Regions from separate parts of the Homo sapiens genome. Here region 2 is linked to region 1. Evidence: chromatin contacts called from ENCODE Hi-C or POLR2A ChIA-PET data. All regions are on one chromosome and are shown on one strand. The core of a region is the stretch at or near the end of the contact, and the rest is flanking DNA. Distances in the headings are between cores, read along the strand shown.

Region 1 (7,459 bases), core at 3,050-5,549:
TGCTCATCATCCACAGGTCAATTGTCAGACAGAATATACTAACCTGGATGCATAGTTCTTTTGCTACATTTCCTAATGACAATTTACTAACCCATCTATCTCATCATAACAATTCGCTAATTCCTTCCCCTAAAACAAAGCACTGCACAGAAAACAGAAAATATAGCCTCCACATATATTGCTCCTGTGAATCAAAAGGCAAACTCTTTGCTTTGGTCTGTACAGGGAAGATCTCTGGGACAGCTTCCAATGTGTCAGGGAGCAGAGCAAAGCCTTCAGTGACTGACAATGGACACTAGGGAAACACAATACGAGTTAGATGCAGAACTCCTCCAACAGGTGACTTTGGCTCAAGGGCTCCCCACCAACCTGGCAGAACATTTCTTTGAACTGTACCATAGTCTGAGGTTCTCTCTATCCAATCCTTCCTTCCTCCTCTCCTTCCTCAGGTATCAGGTCTGCACTGTGGTCTGACGACTCTTCCTACCTTCTCCTGCTCCTCTGCCCATTATATCTTTTGCCAGTCAAATCCTATCTACTTCTCAGGAGACCCTAACTAATGATTTGACAACCTGTCAACATACACACAATCCTTGCACTGCTAAAAAAACAAACAACAACAACAAAACAAAAACAAAAACACCCTGAAGATCACTTTCTAGAGCCATCTAGAGGTAATCAGTCCTGTGGCATTCTGCTTCCATTTATTCCCTCCATTTAGCTCTACCCTTCACCTCCAGCAACAGAGACAGGGACCTAGAGTACACAATGGAAAATGTGCTATATTCCTACTGGCACCCCAGCTAGCTCTCATAGCTGACAATAGGAATCTATGAACTAGATGAACATATAAAAATGTGGATAGATCTTAAAATAGCATGGAATAAAAAAGGATCAGAATAAAATTTATAGCGTGATACCACTTATGAAAATTAAAAATAGACACACAAATAACACTGCCTGTTTTTCAAAGATAAATACATAACTAAAAGTGTATAAGAAACATTAAATATGGTTGGGATAAGGGTGGGGGCTGGATAAAAAAAACTGGAGAAAAAATAAGAGAAGGCTTTTGTATAGACCAATGATGATGATGTGCTTCAACCTGAGAAATATAATCAACGTTATAAGCCTAAGGTCTAAAGGACAGAAAATAAAAGAGGAAGAGAGGAAAGACTTCTCCGACACAAAGAACTGGTGAGCTCTCCAAGGAATTAAGACTACTACCCCCACTTAAATTCACTATCCTCAATTTGTTGCCTTAGAGCTAAGTACAAATATATCTGAAACAGAGGCAATGTCTTCTTAAAATTCCATTCTGGCTGCCTTTTAAGAAAAGCTTATCCATTAATTATATATCAACAAATCATGAACAAAGGCTATTTAGCATTTTTAGGTAGACCCATTAGAAATAGCGTTCTGTTGGTCTAATTAAAACTTTACTTCAGAATAATCCCTAACTTTTAAATGGATCTTAATACACATGTGTTGCTAGGCATCAATAACAAGAGGGCCTCTGTTGATGACTTTATAAGCACCACATAATTATATCTTCCAGTGACAAAGTAAACCCTAAGTAGTGATGCATTTGTGATTTTTATGATATATCAAATTTAAATGTGAAACAGTAAATTTTTACAGATAAAATCATTAGCTGGAAAGGACTCATTTACATAAGGATCAAATGTCTACACAAATATAAAAATCGAATTAGCATTTAAAACCTCCAGACTTGGTTCTCTGGAAGTAAAGGCACTATTAAAAGGGAGAATTGAAATTAGATGTCTCCACAGTTCTCTACCAATAAGGATAGGGCTGCTTTGAAAAATAAATTTAACAATCTATTTAAAAGGTTCTAATTAACAAATAACTATGTAATTCAAGATTTTCTTATTTGGGTCTGCAAAGTCACCTCTATTTTGTTAAAATAAGTGATTCTTTAATTCAGGATATGATATAGCAAATTTGCTATAATTAGTGGTAATATCTCTTTCCAGTTGTTTTCAGATTCAAGATGCCTTTACCCATAAATAAATAGATTTAAATTAATATGGCTTGGCCTTTGTCTAGTATGATCAGAGGTGAATAAAGTGAAGTCTTATTTCAATTAGATGATTACTTAATTTGCTTGACTCTTCAGTAGTTTCAATTTCCAGCGTTTTTTGTTCAGACATAAAACCTTATAATAAAGCTACTTTAAAGTGAGAAAAGGAGATTAACAAAAATGATCACTCTTTTTGCATTGCTTCTATGGCTTTTAACTGTAAGCATCTTTTGCTTCAAACAACATTTCGAATATGTGAACAGAAGGTGATTCTCTTAAGACTTACCCTGTGGACAAAGGCTTTATTTTGGCAAGTCACCAATAGTTCTTAAGTCTACAGCTATGCAAGAACTCAGACTCAGTTGCTGACTGGCCAGATCCTTGAGCTTTACCTAGAATAATAACAATCTTAAAATTATTTGTTTATATCATGTAAAGAAAACTGTTAGCTCTCTCCTAGTCTTTCACTGGTCAGGAAAATCCCAATAGATTCCTAAAAATATACTTTGATAATGTTTATACTTTCATCCCAGAGCTGGACCCCTCAAATTAAGAAACTTAGTGTAGATAATTCGCTGAACTGGTTTCTGTTCAAATTTCTATGTCTAGAAGTGTAGAAATCTCAACTATTATGTTCTAATTCATCTTTATACTCTATGAAGAAAACTTCCCCAAAGACAGGTCACCTTGTTCAACTACATTTCAGAGAAGATAATAGTAAAAGTAAAAACTATGAATCTGACTTTTCTGGCATTAGTTTGAAACCCCTAAGCCACAAATAACTTTAATTAGCTTATTTCGAATTATCTATTAATGACAGATAGAAACAATTTTCTGTGAAATAAGAATGTAGAGGGAAAACCAGTTAATTTTTGTTTATGTATCTTTACAAACGGTCTATATTACAGATAAAGTTAATTGAATAAAGGCAAATATGCTGAAATTGTTGACAATTGTTAAATGAGAATATTCCTAAAATCTGAACTTTTTCTTGGGAAAGCAGTTCAAAACTATAGTCTATTTAATGAGGTGGCCATCTGGTGACAGAAAGAAGCACTACAGACAATATTTTGCATTAACATCACAACTATTCTACACAAACCGACTGAACCACATAAAAGAGAGCACAGTCCAAAAGAAACATAATTCAAGTCATACATGCAATTTAAAATTTATCTAACAGCCGCATTTTCAAAATAGAAACAATAATTTTAACAATATTTTTTATTTAACCCAATGTATCAAAAATATTATTTCAACATTTAATCAATATGAAGATTAATAACGAAAGAGTTTATTTTTTTCATACTAAGCCTTCAAAATACAATGCGTACCTTACAGCACATGTCAATTTGGACAAGCCACATTTCAAGCGATCATGGGCCCTGCGAGTCTGTGGGTAGCGGCTCACCCTGCTGGACTGCGCAGATCCAGAGAACGACACGAGACCTGCGGTTGCTTTGGTTTGCCTTTTACTAAGTTCATTTCTCAGCCTCTCTGCCCACTCTGAAAAGTCTCCCCTTTCCCCCCTTTTAATTCTACTCTATTTTGTAAATTACTGTTGTCTCCTGAAAATTTTGGAATGCTTAAAAGGCACTCAAAAGCCTGTCCGAGATCGACTAGAAGACCCTCGGAAGGTCCCTCTCTTCTCTGGACCTCACTGGGCGTTCGTTTGCCCGCGCCGTCCTTCCATTCGGCTTGCCGGGCGCGCAGCGGCTTGCGGCTGTGGTCAGCCACCTTCCCGGGAGGCGGTGGTCGCTGGCCGCGGGAAGGATGCCGCGCTGGGGGTCGGGGTTCGTCCCGGCTGTCACGCCACCTTGTGACATCACAGGGCCATGCCCTCGGGGCTCAAGGCCAGAGAGGCTCCGCGCTTCCAGGACCCGAGAGCTAAAGATAATGAATGGGAGAGAGCGAGACTGGAGGAGGTAACGAATAAGTCCCCACCACCTTGCCCATAACGCGTTGCTTTCAGTCACGTTCCGCGAACTGGCGAAGGTAAGTGAAAAGATAAGCGCAGGTACAGAAAAACCTGCCAGCGAGAAGCTCCCGCCGTTTCCCAGGAGCCCCAGGTGGGGTCTTCCGGTTGGACCCCTGCTTCCGCTGATTGGTTGGAGGTCGCCACCACGTGATGCAAACCCGGGTCGGCCTCCGCTTCCCCCCCACCCTTTTATCCCCCTCCCCGCCCCTTTTCTCCTCCTCCCCACCCGGAGGTCGCCGGAGGCGGAGATCAGGTTACCTAGGCAACCGCCACAGGCAGTCTGTACACACCAGGCCTGGGGCGGGAGAGGGTTTCCTACCTTCTGCTGCAAGACAGGGATTGGGAAATCGGAGTGGACTCGGACTTGAATCGGATTGCCCCGGAATCCACCCTCTCTCTGTGATAAGGTCAGAATCCGTCACCTGGTGGCCTTCGGGCGTACATCACCGGGAGTCTTTGATCCCCTCTTTTTCCTTCCAAGCCATACCAAGGGGAAGACGCCAGTGAAGCAAAGTTGAGGTCAAGGGAACTCCGTAATGGTGCAATGGTGATGATAATGATGAAAGACAGTGAGGTGGCTTTACTGAGGCAGTCAGGGTACCAGAACAAAGTTCAAGAGAAGGAAAGGGAGGGTGGCCTACAGCCAACTATGCAGATTTTACTGCACCAATTAAGATTCTGGGCTGGAAAAACCAAGTGCTCCCTAACCAAACCTGACACTGCTCATCTAGAGAGTGTAGGGGGTTTATTTGGACCATCAGTGGTAACTGATGGATTCTGATCCTTTTATACCCAAAGGAGGAAATAATTTGACCCATACAGGACTTCTACTGGGCAGAGAAAAAAAAAGTTTTCTCAGAATGACATCCTAACCAACTCTCACGGCAGACAGAAACCATGGTCCTTTTTACTCTATCATTATACTCTGGTCATGGAGAACGATTATGTCTTTAAATTATACCATATGCCTGTGGCATGACAATTAACCCATTAAACAATTTTTTTAACAACTAGCATGTGCCAGACAGTGAACCTGTGATAGGTTCACAGTTTCTGCCTTCAATGAACATGTAACCTAGTAGGGAAGAAAGGCCCGTAAACATTGTTTTACAGTGTGACAAGTGCTATACAAAGAGTATGTGCAAGCCCTAACCAGAATCACAAGAAAGAGAATGCTTATAATACTACCAGAGAGAATGAAAGTCTTCAAAGAGAAGATCTTTGATTTAAATCTTTAGGGAAGTATGGAGTATGCCATACAGCCAAGGGAAAAGGACATTTTAGGGAGAGGAAACAGCCCATGCCAAAGTACAGAAACATCCATTCAGTTCCAGAGAACTATAGTTGTGGCCTGAACCTAGGGTCCTCTGTGGAGGTTGTGGCTGATGAGCATGTGAGGTAGGCAGGAGTCAGAGCATGGAAACCATTAATACCTTCCAAAGGGGTAAAGCATGAGCAGATTTACCTTTCAGGAGGCTGTCACAGTAGTGTAGAGGATGAACTTGAGGGAAGACAGACTACAGGGAGGACATCAAGTTAAGGGGAGGTGATGAGGGCCTGAACCAAGGCAGAGGCAATTGGAATGAGGAGGAGGAAAAAAAATGTGGTAAGACCTTTAAGAGGTATATGCAGAAGGATTTAATGAGTGAATGAAAATAGGGGGATAGAGTCAAAGATTGGTTGAGGATAATAGCTCAACCAATAGAAGAATGGTGGTGTTACTTTTCAAGAGAAGGCATACATTAGGAGAAGGAGGCTGGTTGGAAAATATAATGAGTTCAATTTTGAACACACTGAATTTGAGATGCCTGTGGCACATTCAGATGGAGCTTTTTCATGTGGGCAGTTGGATTTTTTTTTTTTTTTTTTTTTGCACAGAAAAGAAGATAAGGATTTTTCACCATGAAGAAAACAATTGGTTTGAAAAGCACAAAGTAGGCCAGGCACGGTGGCTCATGCCTGTAATCCCAGCACTTTGGGAAGCCGAGGCGGGTGGATCACAAGGTCAGGAGTTCGAGATTAGCCTGGCCAATATGGTGAAACCCTGTCTCTACTAAAAATACAAAAATTAGCCGGGTGTGATGGCACGCGCCTGTAGTGCCAGCTACTTGGGAGGCTGAGGCAGAAGAATTACTTGAACCTGGGAGGCAGAGGTTGGAGTGAGCCCAGATTGTGCCACTGCAGTCAAGCCTGGGCAGCAAAGTGAGATTCTGTCTCAAAAAAAAAATAAATAAATAAATAAGAAAGAAAAAAGAAAAGAAGAAAAGCACAAAGTAAGTTTGAAATAACAAGTAGAGAGAAGCCAAGGAGAAAAGTTGAACCAAAGAAGAAAACGTGAAGAAGAGAGTCGTCAGCATTGTCAAATGCCATGTCAAGGTCAAGTTGAGAATCAAAACATGTCCGCTGTCTTTGGCCATTAGAAGGTTATTTTTGACCTTGTAGTGGCTTGAGGTGTTCTCAGTCCAGATGGCAGTGAATCCAGGACTGAAAGCAGGTAGTGATGTGTTGCTAATGATTATCTAAAAGGTGTACCATAAAGGTATCTAAAAACAGCTATTCATAGAAGAATATAGGAGAGACTTTTTAAGATAGGAAAGACTTAATATTTATATACAGAAATAAAGGAGACCGTTGACAAGGAAATTTGGCAATAAATGAAAGAGGAAAATTTGACAGCAGTATTCTGAAAGAGACAGATAAGGATAGGATCAATACATAGGAAAAGGGATTTGTTTTGGACAAAAGGAAGAACACCTACTAAGACAGGAGTCAGAAGGGAAAGAAAAATACGTCTTTGAGAGGAGGGAAATAAGAAACATACATTTGATGGCACCACTGTTCTCTGTGAAAATGGGGTCAAGATCATCTACTGAGAGAGAGACCTTGAAAAGAGTGGTGAAAGTTTAGAATAGTAATGTCATGAATCTCGAGTCTCTAGTCCCACTCTCCTAGGAGAGGAAATTGAGGAAAATATAAAACATTTGTTGCTGAAGATCTAACTGAAGTTAGAGGCAATGCATTTGTAGTGACTTCAGCTCCATGCTGGTTAGGTGAAATTTTCCAGTAGCAATCCAAAGTGGAAAGATTAATCCTATGCAGTTTGAGGTGTAAAAGCTATAGAAGTTCCTGGTGGCTTCTGGTTTTGTGGGGGAACTAGAGATGACCTTTAGCCTCTTAAATGGGCCAGCCCTGAAAGAGCTTCGAAGAGCAGGAGAGTAGTTACAAGCTGGCCAACAGGACATTCACCTCTTGATGAATTCAGTAACTTCATCTGGAACCCTTGAGTCCATTTGTGACTGGAGAAAACATACAAGACTTGTAAGTACCAGGAAGGCCTAGCATCCTTGTGATTCAGAAATAGTTATACAACTTATAGAATTTGGGGTTTTTAAATTAAATTGTATTTTTCTAATTAGCTGTTGAATTAGAATAAGATT
Region 2 (7,459 bases), core at 3,268-5,767, 45 kb after region 1:
GCCTTCACATATTCTGAGAGCAGCAAAATTAAAGGTGATTTTAATTGCCAAAAATAGAATGTCTTTGACATGGTTTAACTGTTAACACCAAGCTTTCTTTATCCATTGAAAGGAAGCCTTGTGTTTTAACATCAGTTAAAAAAAATCTATCATAAGTTTTAATGTTGCGATTTTTAGATCATTCTAATAGCTGTATGTATTTTTCTCTCCAATAGAATTGAAGCAATTTATCATATTGAAGTAAAACAAAAGAAGAAAAGTCATGGCTTATTGATCCCACTTTTGTTAATTGAGTTAGAGACTGTGGGAAATTTCCATTTTGAAGAAGGCACTCGATCTGATGACTGGTAAATCTGTTAGAAATTTAGTATAGCTTTAAAAATAACTTAAGTACTTAGGATCATCAACCAGAATATCAACTTATAAAATCTTAAAATGTCCCATTTTTGAAACATTTCTCATGCAGAATATTCATCTATTGAAAATTGGCAGGCATCTATTGAAAACTGAAAATTACCTACTTTCCGCCTATACATTTCTGTTTATGCCATTACCGTGAGCCAACCTTGAAGACATCCTAATGGTTTATCATTGCTCTTTACCCAATTTTTCTTAGCCCAAGAGCAGAATATAATTTAGAAAAAAAAATTTATAATCAAGTTTTAATTTTTAAAATATGTTTATACTGTTTGTTTCCTGACTGGATATAGTGCATGATTCTGAATATTGGTTGAGAAACTGGAAGAGAGCAGGAATGCCAAAGCAGGATTGGCAACAGCAGGTTGCCAACATGGGAGGAGACTGTCTAGCAAATCTTCTGTAGGTCTGTGGTCAGAGTGGAACCCACTGTTTAGAGATAGCTACAGTCAGGGTGCACACGAACACTACATGTTAGCATAAAGTATATGCTTATACCAGGAATTCAGGTCAAAAGCTTGTATCAACAAAAATGGAGAGACACCAGAATCAAGCAGAAAGCAGACAGCCAGGCTTTAGAACCAAGGCCTACTAGTAGATACTAGGAAGTGGTTGTGTTGCTTCAATTAGAGGGGCACAATTTCAAATTACCCTTAAAAAAAGTCTTGAAGAAAAATATTGTTAAGTATCACTTTCACATTTCTGAGTCATTTTTTCAGAACTGAAGAGCCTGTGAAACAGAGAAAGATTGCTCTAGAGCCACACAATAGGAACTGGGTACATGGAAATACACCAGGAGACATGTCAAACTATAGAATGGACTTGGCACATAACCCTGGAGCATGATTTTACTTGAAGTCAATGTCAAAATAAATACTAATTTTTATAGTGTAGAATGTAAAACTTACACTAACTTTTTAGAAAAAAAAACTGTTATTGTTATGGGTTACTTTAAACCAAGTCCCCTGATTTCTATTAGACATGGCTTTTTTCTCACCTCTGTGAGTAAAAGCTTCTCAAAGGTCTTGGGAGAACTCTGATGGAAAAGTGTAAGAAGCTCTTCGCAAGGGAAAAAGAGGCCTTTGAAAATACTTTCCTTTGTATTAGTACATCCATTTGCCCAGCAGTTACTACTGTTTGCTTAACCACATTTTTTGATTTTTATATACAAAGATATAAAAGGTGTTCATCCAGCTCCCATGTAAACAAGTAAAGGCCTTGATTTTTCAAGTGCAAAAACTGAATGGTGTGTCTCTACTGGGTGCACATTTATATTCACTCAACCTAAACAGGATTTTTTTTTTTTGAGATAGAGTCTCGCTGTGTCCCCGAGACTGGAGTGCAGTGGCCCGATCTCAGCTCGCTGCAACCTCTGCCTCCCAGGTTCAAGCGATTCTCCTGCCTCAGACTCCCGAGTAGCTAAGATTATAGGTGCATGCCACCACACCCACTAATTTTTGTATTTTTAGTGGAGACGGGGTTTTGCCATGTTGGCCAGGCTGGTCTCAAACTCCTGGCCTCAAGTGATCTTCCCACCTCGGCCTCCCAAAGTGCTGAGATCACAGGCATGAGCCACTGTGCCCAGCTCCAAACAGGATTTTTAAAAATTATTTGTTTCTTTTTAAATTATTGCAGAGGAAACTCTTTGCAACAAGTGGATTAGTGAAAAAAAAAAAAATGTAAAAGCAAAATGACCAAAAAGCCATTTAGATAACTATGTCAGCCTGATAGTAAATTAGATAGCTTTGATGGATTTTGATTAGCATTAACCTGTTTACTTGGTTTTAATAAGAGTAACTTTGATTTGTTTTAAGGAATATATCAAATATATGTTAGCAGAATTTAAAGTACTGTTTTTTAGTTTTAGCATACTGCAAGCTTGGCTACTTTTCCTCTGATCTTTTATGTATGTTAAGAAATAACTACTAAGTGCTTTAAATTGCTATGCTACATTTCTAGTTGTTTTATTTAAACACTGACTTCTCCTATTAATATTTTTAAGGCTAAGGATTCAGTATTTAAATAAAAAGTATTTCAGTAGAACTAGGACTGAAAGATTTTCTGTTAAAATTATCTTTATGTCTTTAACAACAACAAAACACTGCATGTTTCTAATTGTATGTCATTATCTCTTAGCTTCATTTCTTTTATGAAATAAAATTATTATATTTTCCAGTTTACAAAAATCTTATTTTATAGAGACATGCTAGTTGAGTGGATTGTTGCTACTATACCTTTATTATTATAGATTTGTATTATTTACCGATGTGTTGCCAATTGAGTTACCCATTGACATCATACAACATTTATCAAGTAGGGACTTCAAAGCATAAAAGATGCTGTCCTTGTGCCTGAGAAGCTGTCAGCCTGGTCATAGATACAGTGTATTTACAACTAAAAAAAAAAAAACACCTTTAAAATACGACAAAACAATATATAAGTGACTCTGTAAGTTCCTTTGGGGAAGATATGATGTTTTGTGTCTTATAAGACATAACATCTAGCATGGGACTGGATTAATAGCCCAGTACATATTTACTAGTTGAAGCTTCCATATCACTTTATAGATACACAACAGTTTTGCTTTGGTGTATATAATGACTTTCAGTAATTAATCTGCCTCTTTATAAAGATTTCATGCTATACTATCTCAAGGAGCTACATAAGCAGAAACTTTCTGTTTTACAGGGCTTTGAAACTGTTGATTTAAGTCAGTAAGCCTGTAAAAGTATTTATTAAACCTTTATATAGGATTATAAAGTATATTTTAATAGATTACATTAAGCTTCAAACATTTAAAAACGTGTGTAGCCTACATTTGCTAAATGAGCACATTATTGTATATTAACAAAATGTGTAGGCATCTTTCTGTGTAACTGAATATATTAGTCATTGATATATATCATTGTGAATGTTTATACCTTCAAGTACCACTGAATGAATGAGGGTAAGGTACACAGTTCAGCTGACTCTAAAGGATTTGAACAGGAGTTATGATTAGTTTAGAGACCATACAGTGGAGAATATTGAATCCTCTACTGTAGGTGAAGAGTCTGAATGTAATTTGGAAGGTAACAAATGGCTGCAAAGGCTTTTGTTTTGTTTTATTGGCAGACTCTTCACCTACAGTAAAGGATCAGTGTTCTCCACTGTATAGTTTTAGACTATCATAACTTCTGTTCAACTCTTTTAAAGTCAGCTGAACTGTGTACCGCACTGCTCTTGAAGCAAACGCAGTACTCCACCACATAAGTGGTTTTGTTTGTTCTGTTTCCTTCACCCAGAATGCTTTTGCATACCTCACACTTACTTCATCATTGCTCAGCTGCTGAATTCCTGGGCAACATAAAATCTCCATGAAAAAATCACACTTCATAGCTCCTGCCTTCCTGGGGAACCAGCCTAGGAGCTAGGTATTGTTTATTCATTCCTTCCACCCATTCATGAGACGCCTCAAGCCCAATATCCCCTATATAGCAAAAACTTTATCTAAAACGCCTACAGCCCTAGTTTCTATCAGAGTGCAGAAAGCTTCCAGGACATGTTACTTAGGGGAAATTTGACAGATTTAGGCCCAGCAAATGATCCCTCTATAGGAGGGGCAGTAGCTTCCCCACCTCAGATGCTAATGTGGCTGTTTTGTAGGTACTCTAAACTGGTTAGCAGGCATCATGCTTGATTGCAACACTATTCATATCTGTCTCCTCTACCAGACTGCGAGCTCCTCTGGGATTAGTTTGGTTTAGGCAGCTCTCCTTTCAACTCTAAGGGAGAAGTAATTTATAAGATCCTGGCTGCATTGATTAAGTATTTGCTTGTGAGAAATATAGATGCCCTAAGTTAGGAGCTCAGCTATTAGGCTCAAGGAGAGACTACCCATCAGGAAGCTCACCTCTGTGACCTTAGCTCACACCCATTTCAGACCCTGGTTGATTATGTAGGTGAGGACCTAGATCTTTCATTAAAGGCAAATGTATTCCTTATAAGACCATTTACTTCCTTCTCAAAATGATCCGTTTTTCAATCTCATCTTAATCTAGGTTCTGTGCTAGACAGGACCGGAATTTTATGCGTATGGCCAGGTGAGGGCAGCAGAGAGCAAACAAGCACTTCAGTGTTATTTTCACACAGCTGGCCCCTGCTCCTCCTCCTCCAATTTTCAGATCAAATATCTTAACGTCTCTGAAAGGTCGTCCCCAAGGCCCTATCTTAAGTAGGTCCCCTTTGCATTCCTTACCCCAAGCTTCTCTTCAGAGCCTTTTTCAGTTTAGAAATTTTATTTCTGGCTTTACTTGTTTAGGCTTCATTAGAGCAGACAATGCCTCTTTCACATCCGTATTCATTGTCAGGAAGTTATTTCAGTAGTCCAATGAGAGATCGTGGTGATTTGGATTAGGATGGTAACAGTGGTGATGATGAAACACGATCACATTCAGGATGGATTTTAGATGTAGAGCCAGGCGGACTTGCTAAAGAATTAGATACTGGGGCCGGGCGCGGTGGCTCACGCCTGTAATCCCAGCACTGGGAGGCCGAGGTGGGCGGATCACGAGGTCAGGAGATTGAGACCATCCTGGCTAACACGGTGAAACCCCGTCTGTATTAAAAACACAAAAAATTAGCCGGGCGTGATGGCGGGCGCCTGTAGTCCCAGCTACTCGGGAAGCTGAGGCAGGAGAATGGCGTGAACCCGGGAGGCGGAGATTGCAGTGAGTGGAGATGGCGCCCCTGCACTCTAGCCTGGGCGACAGAGCGAGACTCCGCCTCAAAAAAAAAAAAAAAAAAAAAAAAAAAAAAAAAAAAAAGATACTGGTGAGGAAGAAAGGAGAGGATTATTCCTACGGTTTTGACTTAAGCTATCAGTTAAATGGTGGTGCCATATACTGAGATGGAAAATACTCAGAGGAGCAGGTTTGGGGTGCAGTGTTAGTTATGTTAGGTTGGAGTCACCTGTTTAACATGCAGATGGACATACCAAGTAGGTAGTTGGATATTCAAGTCTGGGTATAACCAGCTAAGTTGAGTAGAGATCAAGACTAGAAATAAAATGTTGTAATTTATCAGGATGTATATAAAGCCAAGGAACCACGTGAAATCATCTAGGGAGAGTGTTCGTGGAAGCAAGAGGAAGGCCAAAGGCTGATCCCTGGGCAGTTCAACATCTAAAAGTCTGTCTGAGAAGACCCAGCAAGAAAACTATGAAAGAGCAGCCAATAAGAGGAAGGCGTATGAAGTTTCCCTGAAGCTAAGAAAGTGTTTCAGAAAGTGAAGATTGCTCAACCAACCTGTCTTCCAGGCAGAACAAATGTGCAATAAATGAATAAATAAACGGAGCCACTATATGATTACTGTATCTTTAGCAAAAGACACAAAATATGAGCTATAACTTTTATCACGTAGTTTTCTGTTCTTAAACATTTTAAGGAAAATCTATTATTTTCTTCATGTATATTCTGTATGTATTCCCACATAGGTTTAATTTCTGCTATGAATTAATTCTGTCACGTTTTTGTGCCTGGGACTTCAGAACATACGGTATTACAGGAGTAAAAGTAAAACGCATCATTAAAGTTAACAACCGTATTCTGAGACTAAAATTCGAAGAGAAATTTCAAAAGTTTTTGGAGAATGAAGATATGCATGATTCAGAGTAAGAAGCTGAATTCTTTATGGAACAACTTTACAAAAGTGTGACTGTATTTGTAAAATTTCTATTTTAAAAGTTTACAGCATTAAAAATATACATATACCTTGTTAGTAAATGTTTCCTTTTTATGCATCTCCCATGGCCAGGATGACCTCATAATTTATCCACATTGAGCCTGTTTTTGAGGTTGAAGGCAGGGGAGCTATTAATAATGACACTAGAACATTGCATGTCAATGACAAATATCCCTGGCAGGACATATGGTTATCTTATCTATGGCTAAGCTTTTGTGAAATCAATCCTCAAACTTTTTCTGTTTCAATTATTCTTAAGGAGCTACCGAAGGATGCTGGAATGCCTTTTTTATGTTTTTGATCCTGAAGTTTCAGTGAAGAAAAAGCATCTTCTACAAATACTTGAAAAAGGATTCAAAGACAGTGAAACAAGCAAGGTAGCATAAAATGTCATTTAGAATAATGCTTTCTTCCTAGCAAGTGGAGCTCTGCCGCTGGTTAAGCATGATTTCCCAATCCTTTTATCCATATTTATAGTAAATTTCTACTGCTGTTTCACAAAAAGCTTAGTGTTATCATGGAAAGTATAGCATCTTTCCTCTTTGGATTATACCAAAGTAAGCCCATTAATTACTACTGCCTGACCCTACGTAATCCTTCTAGGCATCTTATTTTTATGTTGTGTTCCTTTTGTTGATGGTTTTGAAATCTGCTTTTTAAATTGGTTATAAATCTTTAATCTTTTGTAAACTCTCCAGTCTTCACCTTGAAGCAATTCAGTCACTTAACTCCACTGTACTTTCTAGCTATTGCTTTCCTTTTACTGCTACCATTTCTTTATTCTCTACTTCACTATCTCCATCTTGCTGCTGATCTTGCTTTATCATTGGTCACTTCTGATGCCCCAAGTATCCAACTAATCTTTCTCAGACCTCCACCATCTTGACAAGGCAGCTGTAGCACACTGGTGTAGAGCAGCGCTTCCCAACCTTTTTCACATCATGACACACATAAAATGATAATATTCCTGCATTTGGATCCCGATTTCACTCCTCACCAGCTATGTGACTTCACCTCTCTGTTAATCTGTTTCTTCCTATCTGTAAAATGAAGATAATAATAATATCTATTTTGCAGAGTTGTTGTTAGGATTTAGTGAGATAATGCATTAAAAATTTCTTGGATATTGGTACACCAGTGTTCATGACATCACTATTCAAATAGCCAAAAAAACTAGAAACAATGCAAATATGCATCAACAGATGAATGGATAAACAAAAGTGGAATATACATACAATGGAATGCTATTCAGCCATAAAAAGAAATGAAATTCCGAAACTTCCTACAACATGGAAGAACCTTGGAAACATTATGCTAGAGA

What was found. Hi-C counts contacts between places; a loop is a spot of excess contacts on that map. ChIA-PET counts read pairs that join two places held with the same protein, here RNA polymerase II (POLR2A). Pooled maps may share reads with other maps.
Region 2: a map of CD8-positive, alpha-beta T cell shows a loop between it and region 1 (9-fold over the local background). The contact joins the enhancer-like site here to the promoter of LRRC9 in region 1. A Hi-C loop is called at or near these places in 3 of 168 maps with a recorded cell type or tissue (CD8-positive, alpha-beta T cell, Caco-2 and GM12878), 4 of 37 single-sample maps with no recorded cell type and 10 of 50 pooled maps. POLR2A ChIA-PET finds 5 or more read pairs at or near these places in 5 of 52 experiments (HEK293T, OCI-LY7, WTC11 and 1 more).

What each region holds. Positions count from the first base shown.
Region 1 is chr14:59,915,845-59,923,303 of GRCh38, forward strand. It overlaps LRRC9 (leucine rich repeat containing 9), which reads left to right and starts at 4,300. Exons shown (of 33, transcript NM_001395648.1): 1 at 4,300-4,429. RefSeq lists an enhancer at 3,460-4,659.
Region 2 is chr14:59,960,699-59,968,157 of GRCh38, forward strand. It overlaps LRRC9 (leucine rich repeat containing 9), which reads left to right. Exons shown (of 33, transcript NM_001395648.1): 10 at 216-347; 11 at 5,891-6,067; 12 at 6,398-6,515. Among named protein-coding and RNA genes, the nearest start is that of LRRC9, 44 kb to the left of the region's middle. RefSeq lists an enhancer at 4,589-4,648. Within about 2 kb of position 4,518, at least 15 of the 41 ENCODE cell types and tissues checked have a DNase peak (open chromatin) inside an H3K27ac peak, as active enhancers do; they include CD8-positive, alpha-beta T cell, GM12878 and OCI-LY7, where a contact is called at or near this core.